2 separate regions of the Homo sapiens genome follow, and region 2 is linked to region 1. Evidence: chromatin contacts called from ENCODE Hi-C or POLR2A ChIA-PET data. All regions are on one chromosome and are shown on one strand. Each heading gives the region's core, a stretch centred on a gene start or an enhancer-like site at or near the end of the contact. The rest is flanking DNA. Distances are from core to core; before and after follow the strand shown. Region 1 holds the start of TANGO6 (transport and golgi organization 6 homolog). Region 2 has its middle 16 kb from the start of HAS3.

Region 1 (2,742 bases), core at 165-2,664:
ACCTCTCGATTAGCAACTTAAAATTCTATTTTGCAGTCTGACTCTTAATTGAGACAATGTAGCATATTTACCATACTTTTAGTGGAAATAACCTAAATTCAAATTCTGCCACTTACTAGTCTGACATTGGGCAATTTCCAATGTACCTGAACCTTGGTCCTTCATCCGTAAAAATTGAATACAAGTAGTACCGATCCCAGGGGATCGTAATGAGGATTAAATGATGTGTATGTCAACAGCCTACTATGGGGACTGATACTTAGTAGGCACTCATTTACTAATATTAGTAACTTGTGTTCACTTCCCGCTGGTGTGGTGTAATGTTTGCAGAAGTTTTTGCAGTTTTAAGTATAAAATCTGAGACTGGGAGGTGATCCCCTTTGGCCTTTCATGTGCCCTTGCTAATTCTACAGATCCCTTCCCATCCCTTCCCCCAAATATACACCCCAGTGATAAGCAGAGCTCTATCTTCCACGTCCTTTCCAAAAGCTCCAGATAACATCAGAGCCCCTATACTGAACAATTTGTCTGATTCTGAGAAGGGGGTTCAGTAGATCTCGGGCCTAGGTCCGTGTTCTGCCCCTAATTTGACCACGTGATCTTGGACAGGTTACTTAATTTCTTCAGTGAGCCTTGGGTGTCCTCAGTCGCAAAAGGAGTAGCAGCTTCAACCACTCCCAATATCCCTTCAGATTTTAGACTGGGAAGAAACTGTCCACGCACCACAAAGATTAAAAGCGCCTGGTAACCCCTAAATACTCTCCCCAAACCCATTTCAAACGTCACTGCTTCCGATGTCTGGACTTCTTGGCATTTCGTACAAATCTCAAGGGTCCATGCTGGCCCCTGCGCCCTCACGCGGCTAGGACCTCACATTTCTACGTCGCGGGCGCCCTACCCTCTCTGGAGCTGGGTCCATATCCCCCTCCCAAGAGCGCTGCAGTAAGCACTGAATGAAATAACGGCCCCGCCTGACAGAGCCCAGCACAAGGCAAATGCTCAAGAGATGTTGGCTAATATCAGCAGTCAACGGATCCCGCGCCCTCCTTGAGCCTCAGTTTCCTCAAGAACGTAATGAGGACGGGCATAGACAATGCTCAAAGCCCCCAGCAGCGGGCGGAGGGTCCCGAGGCGGGCCTAAGGGGCGCACGCTGCGGAAGGCAGGGCAGCCCCGGAAGCCGGGCGGCCCTGAGAGTCCCGGGTCCAGCCCGGCGCGGAGATGCGTCCTCTCACCTCCCGGGCTCAGCAGCAGCTTCAATGCCTCCAAAATCCGATCCAGACCGCATGTCTCCTGAGCCCCGCTGCCCACGGCCTGTCGGGCCGCCATGACTGGAGTGTAACACCACGCTCGCGACCCGCTCAGGCGCCTCGGCAGGGCGCCGCCGCCGCCATGTTAAGTGTGGCAGAAGGCTCTGGGCACACTATGGGGCGGGGCCAAATCGATCGGGAACGCCCCCTTCACATTTTTTTTCCGTCCCGGCTTAGTCCGGGGGGTAAGAGGGAACCCAAAAATGGCTAATCTGCCCACGCGCACAATTTCAGAAGCTCAATATGATTAACCGCTATGTAAAGAAGGAAGAGAGAAGTAATGTATCATTAAAGCTATATTTCAATATGAAAATACTCAGGTACTCAACACTGGCAGACATAATGAAGCAGACAGATGCTTCCATCTGCTTACAGTGAAGTATGGATAAGAAAAACAATATTCAGGCTGGGCGCGGTGGCTCACACCTGTAATCGCAGCACTCTGGGAGGCCGAGGCGGGCAGATCACAAGGTCAGGAGTTTGAGACCAACCTGTCCGATATGGTGAAACCCCGTCTCTACTAAACATACAAAAATTAGCCAGGCGTGGTGGCGGGCGCCTGTAGTCCCAGCTACCCGGGAGGCTGAGGCAGGAGAATCGCTCGAAGCTGGGAGGTCGAGGTTGCAGTGAGCCGAGATCACACCACTGCACTCCAGCCTGGGCGACAGAGCGAGACTCCATCTCAAAACAAACAAACAAACAAAACCTAAGTACAGACGTACACACGCATATATATCCATCGTGAATGTAAAGCTACAAATGTTGTTATGGGTAATATGATTTTTTTTTTCAGTGAACTTAGTAAAGTTCCCAGTAAAAGTTCGATCTGTGTTCTGTTTTCATGGTTGATGCATTCCTCGAAAATTCAGGGTCTATCAAAACCATGCCCTCCGCCAAACTGTTTTTATATGTAAAACAGAATGGATTTGAGATTCAGATTATCGGAAACAGGTTTTCACCTACATAAATCCTGGTGGGACGTTGAAAAACCATGTTGTCTGAAAGTCATGCCGCAGACACAGGACAATGTTTTTGAGGGCAGGACCTTTATTTTTATTTTATTTTTTGAGATGGGGTCTCGCTCTGTCGCCTAGGCTGGAGTTCAGTGGCGTGATCTCGGCTCACTGCAACCTCTGCCTCCCAGGCTGAAACAATTATCTGGCCTCAGCCCCCCGAGTAGCTGGGATTACTGGAGTGCCCCAGCATGCCCGGCTAATTTTTGTATTTTTTGTGGAGACAAGGTTTCGCCCTCTTGGCTAGGCTGGTCTTGAGCTCCTCACCTCAAGTGACCTGCCCACCTGGGCCTCCCAAAGTGCTGGGATTACAGGCGTGAGCCACTGCGCCCGGCCCAAAGGACAAACTTCTTAATGGTCCGGTCCTTGGGCGAGAATAAGCTGCGCATAGCTATTACCCTTTTTGGCATGACTCTTGTTT
Region 2 (2,878 bases), core at 111-2,610, 250 kb before region 1:
CCATCTGTAGTCATAGTAAGACCTATCTCAGAGTGTGAGGGTCAAGGGAATTAATATGTATCGTGCTGGGCACAGTGGTTCACACCTGTAATCCCAGCACTTTGGGAGGCCGAGGCAGGTGGATCTTTTGAGCCCAGGAGTTTGAGACCAGACTGGGCAACATGGCGAAACCCTGTCTCTACTTTTTAAAAAATACGAAAATTAGCCAGGCGTGGTAGCACGCCCCTGTAGTCCCAGCTACTCGGGAGGCTGAGGCAGGAGAATTGCTTGAACCCGGGAGGTAGAGGTTGCTGTGAACCGAGATTGCACCACTGCACTCCAGCCTGGACAACAGAGCAAGACTCCGTCTAAAAAAAAAAATTAGCTCAGTGTGGTGGTGCACGTCTGTAGTTTCAGCTACTCAGGAGGCTGAGGTGGGAGGATCACCTGAGCCTGAGAAATAGAGATTTCAGTGAGCTGTGATTGTGCCACTGCACTCCAGCCTGGGTGACAGAGAGAGACTGTCTCCAAAAAAAAAGTGCCAAGTGCACATATTACAAACTACAGATACATTAAACTTGTTCTAAGTCACATCACGTATCATCTGAAAATGTACACAAATACGCACAGCAGCCAGGCATTGTACCTGCGGGCTGTACCACTCCTCAGACTGGAGGGCAGAGGGCCAGCACGGGGGAGGTGGTAGGCAGCGCCGACCATGTGTCAGTGGAGCACAAACGCCTTCTTGGTGGGCCCCACGTGTTGGGATTCATGTGTATATGTGAGTACCTGAGTTTGCATCTCAAACTCTACTCTGCTTGAAAGGCTTGTACTTCTGTACTCACTTTGTGGGAAGAAGCTCCATTGTATTCAACAGATGTTCAAAACATTTCATGGAGGGTCTTCCGATGTAGTAAACAGGCTCCTGGCTGCGACCCAGCAGACTTGGAGCCAAATCCCACCAAGGGAGGATGTCAAGAGCCTGCCTCCCTGTTCTTCAAGATTGTTGTGAGAATCAGACAAGCTTATGGATGGAAAATGACTTTCCAAAATAAAGGAAATGCAAACACTGATCTTGCAACACTGTGTTACAAAGAACCGCAGAGGGCACTCTGGAGGAGGGGCACAAAAACTGAGGCCTGGTAGCGTGGAGCTACGGACTCCCTATGAAGAACTGGGGAGGACAACAGGGGATGACCTCCCTAATGATGTTTCAGCTTTCCAGGGCCGAAGGTGGGGTCTGCATTCCCCTCTCACCTTGCCAGCCTGTGCAGAGGGCGCTGAGCACAGCCCTGAGCTCTGCCTGCAGGAAAGAGGCAGCACCGGGTATTGTAAGGAGCAACACAGGTTCCCAACCCCCAAGCGGTGATTCAGTTCCAACAGAGTGGAGCATGGCAGGCAGAGGTGCCGCGCACTGCAGTGTGGCTGCTGCATGTGACTGCAGCATGTCTGTAGCTGCAGAGCTTGCTGAGGACACAGCCAGGCCCTCTGAGGTCAAAGCTGCTGCTGGGGGAAGGGGCGTATTGGGGAAGAAGACCCCTCATAGTCAGGGAAATGTGGCACCTCTCACAGCTCCGGTTTCTGACTCTCTCCCTTTGCCACAGAAATTCTGGCCGAGATTTTAGATTTCTGTGCAAAGACTGCAGAAGCTTATCTGGTTTTGCACAGGTCAGATGACTCATCTCTCGACTTATCAATTGATCCACTTTCACATGTTGTAGCCAGCCCTCCAATGCGGCAAACAGTTGGGTGAGAGGCACAGTCAGGTGGCAGGCAGCACTTCATTCAGTCACCCTCGCAGACAAAGAGACAAAACAGGTGGATGGACCCAGGGTAGATCAACACGCTTGCTCTCCTTTTTGAGCCAAAGAGGAGAAACTGCTGCTACCAGAGAAGAGGAGCTGAAACAACAGAGCCACCGAGGCCAAGTTGGGGGGTGGCATGAAAAGGGCTGGGGATCACTGCTTCCTTTTTATGGAGGGGAAAAAACTGGCTGGGTATGGTTATATGCATTTCTTTTATTTTTTCCATTTTGGGGACAGGGTCTCACTCTGCTGCCCAGGCTGGAGTGCAGAGGTGCAGTCACAGCTCACTGCTGCCTCAAACTCCTGGACACAAGCGATCCTCTTACTTCAGCACCCCTTCCTCCTGAGACCTGCTCTTACCTCTGGGCCTTGGCACTTGCTGTTCCCATTACCTGGAACACTCTTTCCCCATTATTTTAGTGCTCATTAATTCACCTGATCGTTATTCAAATAGCAACTTCTCAGCGAGGCTACCTCTGAACAACAAATCTCAACTTACTGTTCCCACGCTCCTCCCTCCTGACTTTATTTTCTCCATAGCATCTCTCACCACTTTACTTTTTTTTCTTGTCTTTTCTTTTTTTTTTTTTTTTTGAGATGGAGTCTTGCTCTTCATCCAGGCTGGAGGGCAGTAGCACAGTCTCACTCACTGCAACCTCTGCCTCCTGGGTTTAAGTGATTCTCCCGCCTCAGCCTCCTGAGCAGCTGGGATTACAGGCGCGCCCAACCACACCTGCCTAATTTTTGTATTTTTAGTAGAGACAGGGTTTCGCCATGTTGGCCAGGCTGGTCTCAAACTCCTGACCTCAGGTGATCCGCCTGCCTCAGCCTCCCAAATTGCTGGGATTACAGGTGTGAGCCACTGTGCCCGGCCCCACTTGACATTGTTTATCTTATTTGTTATCTGTCTCCCTCCACTGCCTCATAAACTCTCCCCGAGGGTAAGAGTTCTGTTTTGTTCACTGTTGTGTTCTCAGGGCCCAGTGCAGCATCTGGTACGTAATAGGTGCTCGATAAATCGTTGTCGTTGCTTGTGGTTTGCTTTCCTACACCCCAGTCCCTGGCACACTGGCTCTTACATGTGGATGAGCAGG

Evidence for each region. A loop is a pair of places that touch in the nucleus more often than their neighbours do. ChIA-PET counts read pairs that join two places held with the same protein, here RNA polymerase II (POLR2A). Pooled maps may share reads with other maps.
Region 2: a loop to region 1 is called in a pooled map, with 2.1 times the contacts of the local background. The contact joins the enhancer-like site here to the promoter of TANGO6 in region 1. A Hi-C loop is called at or near these places in 2 of 50 pooled maps. POLR2A ChIA-PET finds 5 or more read pairs at or near these places in 4 of 52 experiments (CD8-positive, alpha-beta T cell, GM10248, HEK293 and 1 more).

What each region holds. Positions count from the first base shown.
Region 1 is chr16:68,842,203-68,844,944 of GRCh38, reverse strand. TANGO6 (transport and golgi organization 6 homolog) reads right to left here and starts at 1,414. Exons shown (of 18, transcript NM_024562.2): 1 at 1,234-1,414. The coding sequence starts at 1,327. RefSeq lists an enhancer at 1,174-1,443.
Region 2 is chr16:69,088,058-69,090,935 of GRCh38, reverse strand. It overlaps a transcript of HAS3 not described here. Among named protein-coding and RNA genes, the nearest start is that of HAS3, 16 kb to the left of the region's middle. RefSeq lists enhancers at 985-1,862, 1,735-1,964. Within about 2 kb of position 1,360, at least 9 of the 41 ENCODE cell types and tissues checked have a DNase peak (open chromatin) inside an H3K27ac peak, as active enhancers do.